Regions from separate parts of the Mus musculus genome. Here region 1 is linked to region 2. Evidence: chromatin contacts called from ENCODE Hi-C or POLR2A ChIA-PET data. All regions are on one chromosome and are shown on one strand. The core of a region is the stretch at or near the end of the contact, and the rest is flanking DNA. Distances in the headings are between cores, read along the strand shown. Region 1 has its middle 29 kb from the start of Lmcd1. Region 2 holds the start of 1700054K19Rik (RIKEN cDNA 1700054K19 gene).

The links. A loop is a pair of places that touch in the nucleus more often than their neighbours do. ChIA-PET counts read pairs that join two places held with the same protein, here RNA polymerase II (POLR2A).
Region 1: a loop to region 2 is called in a map of Patski, with 2.8 times the contacts of the local background. The contact joins the enhancer-like site here to the promoter of 1700054K19Rik in region 2. A Hi-C loop is called at or near these places in 1 of 37 maps with a recorded cell type or tissue (Patski). POLR2A ChIA-PET finds 5 or more read pairs at or near these places in 1 of 5 experiments (Patski).

The regions. Positions count from the first base shown.
Region 1 is chr6:112,242,037-112,247,762 of GRCm38, reverse strand. No RefSeq gene overlaps it. Among named protein-coding and RNA genes, the nearest start is that of Lmcd1, 29 kb to the left of the region's middle. Within about 2 kb of position 1,927, at least 1 of the 3 ENCODE cell types and tissues checked has a DNase peak (open chromatin) inside an H3K27ac peak, as active enhancers do.
Region 2 is chr6:112,209,267-112,215,884 of GRCm38, reverse strand. 1700054K19Rik (RIKEN cDNA 1700054K19 gene) reads right to left here and starts at 5,177. Exons shown (of 3, transcript NR_027865.1): 1 at 5,121-5,177; 2 at 4,303-4,367; 3 at 3,366-3,695.

The DNA of each region.
Region 1 (5,726 bases), core at 678-3,177, 35 kb before region 2:
TGCTTTATGATGGATGTGAGTGGGTCCAGCTCATTGTAGGCAGTGCCACTTATGGGCAGGTATTTTGGGGTGCTACAATAAAGCAGGTTGTGTAAGCCAAGAGGAGCATGTCAGTAGGCAGTGCTCCTCCATGGGCTCTGCACCAGCTTCTGACTCCAGATTCCTGTCCAGGATGAGTCACTGTGTCACCTCCTTTAGTGATGGACTGTCACCTCTAAACATACAATGAACAAAACCTTTCTTCCCAAAGTTGCTTTTGATCCTGGTGTTTTATCACAGCTAGAAACCCTAAGCCATTTACTTTCAGGCTAAGTATACTTTTTCATCCATAAATAAACAGAACAACAACAACAACAACAAAAAAAAAACCAAACTAACTTGAGTTTTTTCTTTTAAATGATGTGTCTACATGGGCTTCTGTATGTGGGGGTGTGTACATGAGTGCAGGCGTTTCTTGAGGCTAGAACTGTTAGATCCCCTAGAGCTGGAGTTAGCATCCAACATGGATACTGGGAACAGAAATCCTCTGCAAGAGCAGAATATAGTTGTAATCACTAAGCTATCTCTCCAGCCCACATGACCCATCTTTTTTTTTTTTTTTTTTTTTTTTTTAAGGAATCACAAAGGTAACCCATCAGCATGAATTCGTGGGCAATGGAACTCTGGAGTTGCCCAAGATACCTTTATTCTTCTCCCCAAGAGGCCATCCATTATGCTTATAGACAGCCTCAAAGCCTTTGCAGAGACAAGACATGTTACAAATTGTCTGATGATGCTTTCCACAGCATCTCAAAGGGAATTACTGTGACACTGCTGCCTGTGGGAGGCATGCACAGGACATTGCCTATATGCAGCATGGCTGATCTTAGGATGTCTCTAAGGTTTCTAGTGCTGAGGACCAAACTCCCCTGTGTATCTGAGCCACCTGGGGTGGGGGTGTCTCAGAAAGCATACAGATTGGAGAAGTACAGTTTCACAACATCTGACTCATCTTATCAGGGCATGGTCAAGGACAGGATGTCTCAAACTCCTTACATGGCGAGTTTGGGAACACACATTTGGATTCAGTGGGACTGAGTAGAGCCCAGAGCCTGTACTTTCTTTCTTTCTTTTCTTCTACCTTCCTTTCTTTCCTTTTTAAAAATGAATCTCTTTGTGTGTGTTGTGGTGTGTGTGTGGGGGGGGATGTTTTGGGGGGTGTGGTATGTGTTTGTGTCTGAATGTGTGTGTGCTCACATGTGTGATGGTGTATGCATGTAGGGTCAGAGGACAACCTCGGGTGCTAAACCTCACCTTGCACATATTTGAAACAGTCTTTTTTTTTCTCCACTGTGTGCATTGGAGTAGCTGGCTTGAAAGCTTCTGTGGCTTCTCCTATCTTCTCTTCATATAATAAATATGATATGATATGATATGATATGATATGATATGATATGATATGATATGATATGATATGATATAATATGATCCTGGCCATTGGGGTGCTGGGATTTTAGGTGCATGAAACAATGCCTGTCTTTCTATGGGTTCTGAGAATCAGAATTGGGTCATCAGCTTATATGGTCAGTTCTTTAAACCACTGAGCCATCTCCTCAGCCCTGGTAGTTTCATTTCCCAATGAATAGCAGGAGATGCTCACAGGGTTGGAACCCAGATCCCATGTAGACTAGCAAGGTTCCCAGGGACCATGCTCAGAGTTTTAAGGCTCTTTGTGCCAAGGATGAGCCTGACTTCAGCTCATCTTTTACCACATGTGTCAGAAAACACAGTCAGCCCTGGATACATTCCCAAGGCCCCATACGATGGTCCAGCTGTGGTCCTGATTGAGCAGAGTCTCTTGCATCGGAAAGCAGTGACACTTGGCATTCTCTGCTGCTGAGATCATCAAGGGCTCCCAGCCAAATTCAACAGAGGCCAGCTTTCCAGACTGGGTTATGAGGAGGCCAAGGTTTGCCAGGCAGGCCCCTTCCGACAATGCCAATTGTGGGCTAGACAACTTCCTCAGCCCAGCAGTGTGTGTCTTGCTTAAGACACCAGGAGGCCTGGCATGCCTCTTTTGGCATGTTATTTCCAACACACAGTCCTAGCCGCTCCCTACCTCCTTCTGAACCTTGCTCTGGTCCCTGGAGCCCTTTAGAGAGGGTTGAGCTACTTCTCCCATCTCAAAACTCCACTTTGCTCCAGCTCCAGCCTTGCCATCCTTGTTTTCCCAGATGAAACCTCTAAGAGGAGGCGCTTCATCTAACCATTCGTTGTCTCTTCTCTCCAGGCCCAAGACCTGACTGTTTAATTAAGAAATCACCCCCTGATTAGGGGAAGGAATGCTATGATGCCAGGGGACGGGAAGGCCTGGAGAGACAGCATGACCTAGCTAAGGCTTTGTCACAAAGGCGTATTCTGGTTTCCACTTTAGCTACGTGCCCTTGGACTATTTCTGGGCCCCAGTTTTCTCAAGTTGAAAGTGAAGCCTTTGCCTTAGGACTGTTGAAAGGATTCAATGAGGCCCTTTTTTTATTTGAAAGTCGTAACTTTGCTCCAGATATGTTATCGGTGTTCAGATTTGTAAGGTCTTACACAAGGTCCCAAGTTTAATCTCTAGGCCCCAGCAAAATACACACACACACACACACACACACACACACACACACACACGGGGTGGAGGTGGGGAGGGTAAGAGAGCAACAAAACCCAAGCCTAGACCCACAGGCTTTGGGAAGATGGGTCAGCTGATGAAGTGCTGGCCCCACCGGAGGAACTTGGTTTGAATCCCCAGAATCCCCATAAGAAGCCAGACCCAACGGTTTAAGACTGTAACCCCACCTGCAGGGGTGAGGAAGGTGATTAGGTGAATCCTCAATGCTCATCGATTAGCCAGCCTAGCTATCGATGCTCATTGGTTAGCCAGCCTAGCTATCGATGCTCATTGGTTAGCCAGCCTAGCTAGTCGCTGAGATACAAGCTCAGTGAGAGAACTTGTCTCCAAAAAATGTTGAGAGCGACTGAGGAAGGCACCTGACATTAACCTCTGGCCTCTGAGTGTACTCACATGTACACATGCGTGCGCATGTGTGCGCACGCGCACTAAAAGAATTTTAAAATATATACACAGAAGCTTCACAATAGATCAGCAGCTCCTGACTGTCACACTCTTTCTCCTTCCATTTCCCATTAGCTGTCTCAGTATCTTGGGGCCCCTGGAGAGGTCCAGCTCCTGGTGTTTCTTTGTCAGTGCAATATCATGGGACGAGGGAGTATGTCTGAACGTGAGTGTGAAAAGGACCAGTAGTTTGGGACTCTTCATTTTACTGCATGTGAAGAGCACTGTAAAAGGCAGAGAATGGAGCCATTCAGGATTCCGGCCATTAGGACAGACTGGAAACAAACAGGAATCTTCGGGTCCAAACATTTCCTCCACACAGCTTGTTTACCTTGGATACCAAGGTCAATACAATTAGGTTTCAATGTCAATAGCACCAAAAGTTCAAAAGCCCAGGACAGGGCAAGCGTTTTATAAAGCTGGCTTTCAGAGCCATGATTACCATCTTCCTTTCTATGTTGGGGTGATGGCCTTGCTTTGGGGGAGTGAAGACACTGAATTCCAGACATGATTGTTAGAACATGCTGTGGGGGTTAACATTGGCTCAGTACAGATATGATTTACAGATACGTCTTTCCTAAGGTCCTGCATAACCCATCTACGGGTTATGCCAAGCCACATCAAAAAAACAAATAAAAGAGCAGGCTCTGGCTGAAGTTGTTCACTTACTTCATAAATATTTTTATGAGTACCTTGTATGTGCTAAGATGTACAGGCAGTAAATGGAACGCAGAATCTCCCTCTTCCCTGAGTCTCCCTTCTAAGAGTGTATCTTTATGTCTTATAAAAAGTACCTGCTTTCCTGAGCCTGAATTCAGTGATACACAGGAGGTCTTAGGAGTGAGGGCTAAGGGAGAGGAACCCTGAAGATAATCTATCTTCAATCGATTATTATCTTTCTTCAAGGCTATCACAGAATCTCTATCTGCATCCACACTTGGGCTCTGCAGACTTTCCTATTCTGTCTTGGAGACCATCTTCCCTGCTTCTCCAACTTCTGAGGGCTGAAGGGTCTGACGTCCTCTTCCTTCCTCCCTCCCTCTCCTTCTTCCTTCCTTCCTTCCTTCCTTCCTTCCTTCCTTCCTTCCTTCCTTCCTCCCTCCCTCCCTCCCTCCCTCCCTCCCTCCCTCTCCTTCCTTCCTTCCTTCCTCCCTCCCTCCCTCCCTCCCTCCCTCCCTCCCTCCCTCTCCTTCCTTCCTTCCTTCCTTCCTTCCTTCCTTCCTTCCTTCCTTCCTTCCCCCTCTCTTTCTTTCTTTCTTTCTTTCTTTCTTTCTTTCTTTCTTTCTTTCTTTCTTTCTTTCTTTTCTTCTTCTTAGATATTTTATTTATTTACATTTAAAATGTTATCCCCTTTCCTGCTCCTGTCTCATCCTTCCCATTGCTCACCAACCTACCCACTCCCGCTTCTCTGTCTTGGTATTCCCCTACACTGGGACATAGAACTTTCACAGGACCAAGGGCCTCTCCTCCCATGGATATCCAACAAGGCCATCCTCTGCTACATATGCAGTTGGAGCCATGGATCTCTCCATGTGTACTTGTTGGTTGGTGGTTTAGTCCCTGGGAGCTCTGGGGGTACTAGTTGGTTCATATTGTTGTTCCTCCTATGGGGCTGCAAACCCCTTCGGCTCCTAGTCCTTTCTTTAGCTCCTCCATTGGGGAACCTGTGCTCAGTCCAATGGTTGGCTGAGAGCATCCACCTCTGGCTTCCTCTTTCTTTGTAAAGAGTGGGACTTGCTAGTGCTTTCAAAGCCCATCACACTCCAGAACTGAGCCCATAGAATGAATCAATTTCTTTTCTTAACGCGGCTCTTTGTCTTTAAGCTCTGAGGGTGACATGTGCCACAACTGTGTCATCCAGCCTGTTCTCAAGTCTCTCTCTCTCTCTCTCTCTCTCTCTCTCTCTCTCTCTCTCTTCTCTCTTTTTTCTTCTTGAAAGTACAGAGGAGTGGCCACTTAGCCGCCCCCCACTTCTCCAGGCTTTGGGGATTCTGCTGGACTTGGCTCTTTCCTTTTCCCGCAAAGGAAGGGACTTGACTTGAGGAACAGTTCTTCTCTTTACCACTCTGTAAAGATGCTGGCCTTGTTAGGGTGCCTTAATCCCCTCCACCCACTGTTTACCTTCTTATCTGAAAATATTACTGGATCTGCCAATCTGCCAAAGGAAACAGAGACATGTTTTTAAGGCTGGAGACTTGCTTTTTGAGCCTGCCAGTATTTATAAGGCTTAAATGGCTTCTCTGTTCCTGGGGTCACGTGGGAGGAGCAAGAAAACTTTCACCAACAGCTGGGTGGAAGCCAGAGGCCAGGCCAAGTGAAATCCCACAGCTATGGCAGAGAGCAAGCCGGGCATGTGGTAGGAAGGGAAGAGGAGGTCCCAAATATCCAGGCAGCTTTATGGACTCCTTGTTCAAAACACCCTGCTCTCCAAGCAACTGGGGCTTGTTATCCCCCAGACATGAGCTGGAAGCTGCTTAAAGTCGTGTACCCCATAAGAATAGAGAACTGCATTCATTTGTAAACTTAGGGGAATTGTGACAAGAGATTTTCTTGATTTTTAAAAAGCTTAGCCATTTATTTACTGTATTTTTATGAGTGTTATGTATGTATGTATGTATGTATGTATGTA
Region 2 (6,618 bases), core at 3,928-6,427:
GTTTCACCCTCACCTGGAGGAGTTTTGGCATGCACACCATGCCTGGATCAAGCCTGCTTTTGCATTGGCTTACCATATATGTGTACACACTTTGCAAACTCAGCTCTGTAGGGTCTCAAGTGGCTCCAGTGGTCCAGGATTGTCCTCTGAAGAAAGTTGTGTGTGATAGTTGGTGGGAGCAGTATGATTAAAAGCAAAGTGGAAGAGGGAAACTGTGACTTCCGGGTCCCAGGGCTTCCAGGGAGTCATGGTGGAGTGGATAGGGATGTAGGAGTGTCTACAGCAAACCTTGGCTAGATGCCTCTTGTGTGCTCTGTTGGGGTCAGCATGAAGGTTTAAGTCTTCACACTTGATACTGGAGGAAAGGAGTGTGTGTCCTGCAGAATATTCACCAGGATCCATGGCAACAACAACCCATCAATGTTCCTCAAGTGTGATTTGCAAAAATGCCTCCATGTAGTGCCAGGTGCCTCATGGAAGGAAAATCACGCTCCACTGAGAACCTCTGGTCAAGGTGATGTGCCTTCCCTGCAGAGGATAAGCTTCAGAGCCACATGGTTATATCAAGCATTTGTGCTATAGAGTTTTATTGGAGTTGAAAGATCCATGGTTGCTGATTGGCTGAGGAGGCTCAATCTTGAAGACACTGGCTGTGAATTTGCTATCACACTGTAGATGCTCTGGTCACTGCCTCTTGAGTCCGTTTTATTTCTTCTAGTTTCTTTTTTTCTGATCCTCAGACTCTACGTCCTTTAATAAATTTCTTCTCTGCTTCAGTTAACCCAAATCTGTTTCTGTTGTCTCCCATGAAAGAACTTCACAGACACAATGATTAATCTGTTCAGTTTTATGGCTTGGTAATAGTCATCCAAGCCCGGAAAAGCATCCAGACTCAGAAGAAAGGGGAGAGCTCCACGTTCCTTCTCCTTGTATCTGTTCTCAGTCTTCCTATTTCCCACATTTGTATATAGTCTTTAGGCAATTTTATTGTCACTCAGGCAGTGGGGGATCACTGAATTAGTTAAATACAAGACTCAGCCCCCTCTTCTTTGCATATGTGTATGATATATGATGCATATGTGTATGCATGTGTGTGTATGTGTGTGATGCATGTATGTGCATGCAAGTTTGTGATCATGTGTGCATGTATATGTGTGTATATGTGTGTGAGCATGTGTGTACACCTGAGCCCAAGTATAGAAGTCCGAGATTAATATGGAATATCTTTCATGATTGCTTTCCACCTCAGCTTTTAAATCAGGGTTTCTTCCTGAACCTGGGACTCATTCATTTGGCTAAATAGGCTTGTCATCAAGCTCCAAGATTCCATCTGTTCCAGTCTACCAGGGGTAGGATTACAGATACACACTACCATGCCTGGCTTTTTGGGTGAGTGCTGGGACTTGAACGTAGGTCTTCCTCTTTGTGTAGCAAAAACCATTGTGTCCTCTTCTACCCCCTCAGTGATCCTCTTGTGGAAAGCTTTGTGACTTCTCTGGGTGTTGGTAGTGGGACCATCTATTGCCTCTGGAGTCATCATCTCTTGAGGAGACACAGTCCATATTTCTCCATGTTTCATATGCGTGTAGCTCTTCCTCTCCAAAAAAGGAATTGTTCTTATTTTTTTTTCTGGGTCTTGGAGAGTTTCCATTCTGTTTTTCCTGGAAAGCTATCTACAACCCTGGAGTTGTTCCACTCCTGGGGATGTGTAGCAGAGACCAGTGTTGATGTTGGTGATGGCTCTATCAGAGTGTTTGAAGCCTAAACAATGAGTCCCCACATCCATCGCAGCACACTGCTGAGGTGTCCCCTTCACTTGACTATGATATGTAGCTTTCTAGCATCTCATGGGGCTTGCAGTCCATCCAAACAGAAGAAGTAGCCTGACAGTCTTCAGGAAAACATCAAATCTTTCTGTTGGAATCACTAGGAGACATTCTAGTTCATTGAAAATGGTCTTTGAAAACGTTTCATTTAGAAAAAAATTTAAAAGAATGTCTATGTATGAAACTAAGAATCTTACAGTGTGTTTTTTCTACCTGGCTGCTAGGAAGAGCTTAGGTACGTTTGTTGCTACTCATAGATTCTGGGTTCTCTATTCCACTGTATATCTTATTTCTTAATTCCTTTTCCTTGTGAGAATTCATTAATGCAGCATTTATTTTATTAGCAACATTATGATCTTTTTAAAATACAAGCTATTTCAGAGCTCTTTTCGGGAGGTATAGAGCACAGATTATTGATACTAGTTAGCCTGTTGTTGCTCCTGCCAAGACAGCGCTATCCACCAGCTCTCTTAGATATTCTTCAGCTGATTCTACTTCCCTCCTTCCACCTCCTTGAGCATAGCAATTGGACCAGCCTCAGCCCCAGCCCCAGCCCCAGCCCCAGCCCCAGCCCCAGCCCCAGCCCCAGCCCCAGCCCTAGCCCCAGGCACAGGGCAGGCACTCACTTACCACTTGATTATGCTTGCTAAGTTTGTTCATACTTGGTCCTCTGGATTAGAAATGGTCATGAACTAAGATACTTGGTTCATTTTAGAATAAGGGAAGGAGCAACTGAAGCAGGGATCCTAAATTGGTAGCCTGGGCAAGGGTTGTCACGGTCACGGCTGTGTTGTATTTCTGTTTTGTTTGGCTGACCTAGTACTTCAAGAGGTGACATAGCAAGTCAGGGGGGACAATTGGTTACAAACCAAGTAGCTAAGCTTTGCCATTGTTTTCTCTTTCAGGTTCACTCCCCCTTACCCCCTCATTCTTCGAGTTAGAGACACTTGGCTATTTGGTTATTTGCCCATTCCATCAGAAGGCAATGCACGCTTAAAAAAAGAAACACATTTCCCAATTATAGGAAACACCAAATACTACAGTCATTCCAGGTCTCTAAAGGGAAGTGCTTATTTTAGTTATTTCTTGCTTACTTGGATGGGAGAATTTTAATAGGAAATTGTCCAATTAAACAATCCAAAGCCAGTCTCAAAGTTTACCAGAGTGCCTTGAACTCTGCCGATGCACAGCATTCTGACTTTTGAAAAGAGTCTTAAGTTATGTGTCTGCACATGAGTCTGGGGAGTGGTTGTGTGTTTGTGTGTGCCTGTGTGGACGCAACTGCAATTGCCACTAGAAAAGGGCAGCAGAACACCTGGAACTGGAATTACAGATGGTTGTGAGCTGCCATGTGGGTGCTGGGAACCGGACCCTATTCTTTTGCCAGACCAAGTATTGATAATCACTGAGTGATCTCTCCTTCCCCGATGAGTGAACTCTAATAAATGATAATTATCTAGGTGTAAACCTGTCAGTCATTGGGGTTCCTCTAGCGAGAAGTCACTGCTCTAGTCTGGCAAGGTCATGAGCAAGCTGTCCTTTGTTCTTGGAAAGTTTATTATTATCCTATTCCATAGGTATCAAAATATGTCCTCCTGACCTCTGTAAGAATGATAATTACACCAGGCTGTAAATGTGTGTACCACAAGAGGAAGTACAGTTCACCAGGCCAACTGCTCTCCACTCTTAGTGTGTCTAGCAATCACCTTTGTGGCTTGTTCTCCTTGCCATTTCTGAGTCCAGTGGCTACCACTCTTCAGATGAGGTAATGCCTGCATCTTGCATACCTAGCCTCCATGGAGAGAGTCTGACACAGATAGTCCCAGAATTAGTTTAAGAAATGCAGAAGGCAGGCTTGATCTCAGTTATCTGGAAAGAAGGTTGAGACAGGAAGGTGGTAAGTTCAAGGCCTACCCGGGCAACTTAGTGAGACTTTATCTCAAAAAATCAAGAACCCAACCCAACCAACCAGCCAAAAACAAACAAACAAACAAACAAACAAACAAACAACAAGTGGATAAAGCACCCAAGATTTAAAAAAAGCAGGAATGATTCAGAGAATTGAGTTCTTGAAAGTCTGGGCATAGATATCTTCTGAAAATGACACTGAAGATGTAGGTGCCTGGCCTCTGTCCCCTGATGATCTGATTGAGCCGATTTAGAACTAGGCCCAGGAACCTGCTTTTGTATTAGTCACCTCAGGCTAGGGGTCAGGAGGACATATTTTGATACCTATGGCATTGGATATTAAACTTTCCAAGAACAAAGGACACCTTGCCAGACTAGAGCAGTGACTTCTGGCTAGAGGAACCCCAGTGACTGGCATGTCTATACCTAGACTGTCAATTCTATAGGCAGAGGACGCAGAAGATGTGGCTTAAGGGGGGGGAGTGGTTTATCAGCTGGTAGTTTAACCAGTCATCTGTGCTGGGGAAGTCAGGGTAGCTTTGATTTTCTTCATGAGATGTAGTATTACCTGAAATGAGAGCGCATGGGCAGACAGCATGACTCAGCTTGAAGCTGCAGATTCAATTCCAAGCACTGTGAAAAATAGGTTAAGAGCAGTTAAGAGCAATGAATAGTAAGCAAGATGGTGTTCTATACTTGTGTGCAGAAGGGAAGTACTGCACATGTGGGTTTACTGCAGTAGAAAGTGAAAGTAATGTTCACCGAGCACCTACTGTATATCGGATCATATTAATTTCATTCCTTAGCTGTTAAATGCTCACATTGACCCTGTGATGTATACAAGATGGGTTTATTAAAAGATGATATATATATCATATATATCATATATATATATATACATATATATATGAATTTACACATATGAGTATTTTACCTACATGTATAAACTTGCATCATGTATATGCAGTACTCCATTGAGACCAGAAGAGGGCATCAAATACCCTGGAACTAGAGTTAAAGACTGCTGGGAACTGCCAGTGGGTGCTGGGAGCTGAACCTGGGCTCTCTCAAGGGCATCCAACGCTGGTGAAGGTAAGTAAACTGAACAGAAAGGTACCGACTTCCTGTTTCTTTGTCAGAATGACTTAATGTCTCTTCAGGTACCAGTGCCTACAAGGTTACATACTATGAGAGCACAAGTATAATACAGTCCTCCCCCTACATCTTACGATGGCTCTCTCTCCCATTGGGCAATGCCCTGGTAATATGGGATCCAAGCGTTGCACTTTCCCAGCGTAACACTCCCCCTGGAGCCAGGCCAGTGCAGCTCCCAGATGACAAACTGTTTGCTCTGTGTCTCTGGTATGCGCCTGGTGTAATATTTACCAACTGGTCGGCTCTGTGGACAGAGCAAGCCCTGAGACTGTCTGTGTTTGCTCCACTGTGCTTCCTGGCTGGGACCATTTCCATGGTAACAGCCCTTCCTGTCAGCCGGCTTGAAGGAAGGCACAAAGGACCACACTGTTGGGAATTGCTGCCTGTGGGCCCATGGGCTTCAGTTTTTCTCTTGGCTCTTTAACAAGAGGAGCAAAGCCTTCTCCTGAGCACTTCCTCTTTACTTTCCTGTGCCCTGAAAGTGATCTTTCTGGCTTTGTGTTTTACATCCTGCAGGAAGGCTAGGTTCTGTGATTAACTGGTGGTGAGGAGGGCGGGGGTAGGGGGTAGAGAAGTAGGGATGAGCCACAGAGGGATGTAATGGGATCCCGTGGTTTGGTTTTGTTGGATTTTGTTCACTGTGCAGCAATGCAAGTTTGACCTGCTGGATGTTTTTCTCTTCTGAAGAGCTCACTCACCTTCCTGCCCTGTTTCTGATTTAGAAAGTTCCACTGGCTTGAAATATCCTTCCTTAACCCCAGCTCCCTCTTCCTAAACCCTCCTCTGGGCAGAAAGTCTGGTGTCTCTCTTATCCCAGGCTAAGCCTTCATCCCTTTATGGTCTCACTGGATGCTCCCCCAACCCCTGCCACCAATAGGCCCAGTGTGGCCTGTGGAGACCAAATACCAGCCATCAACTGGTAGCCACTTTCACATAGTAAAAACAAACAGGTGACATTAATTTTAACAGTATATTTTATTGAGCTAAATATATCCCAAATATTATCATCTCTACAGGCAAACAATATAAAAATATTTAACTTTCTCTCTTCCCACTGAGTCTCCAAAATCTGGAAGGCGTTTTACACTTGGCACACATCTTGGTCTAGACTAGCCACATCGCCTAATGGCTCCTGGCACTGGGGCTAGCCTGCCCTTCAATACCTTTCTAACCTCTCCTGATGTCGCAGTTTCCCAGAGCACTAGGATCCCCAAATCCTGTGGGATTTCCATATCCCTGTGCCCAGGTCTCAGCTGTCACCATTCTGGTTGCTCGGCAGTCATTTCTCTAAGTGGCCTTGAATTAATCTTTTAAATGCCATGATGTGACTTTTCATGTCACTTCTCCTGGACTCTCTTCTGCACTCCGCCAGCTATCTCTGGGATGGAGCTCAAGTCTGTATCATAAGGTCTTCTCTGTTACAGGAGCAGGGTCAGAACAAGCATTGGCCTCACATCCTGGCCATTTTGGGGTCTCCCCAAGAGTGTTTGCCTGCACGAGTGAGGATACTAGAGGTAGGATCCTGCTGTCACTTTACACCACTGCTGTTCTTCCTCTCCCTGCACCTCAGTGGGCAAGTGTGGCCCTAGCTAGACATTCCATGTCTTTCCGTGTTTTCTTTGTACCCTCATTTTTGCTTACTTCCTGGATCAGACAAAACACACAGAACATATCATACAGAGCATAGATGACTGACCAAGGCAAGTATTCCACCCAAGTCTAGTGCAGT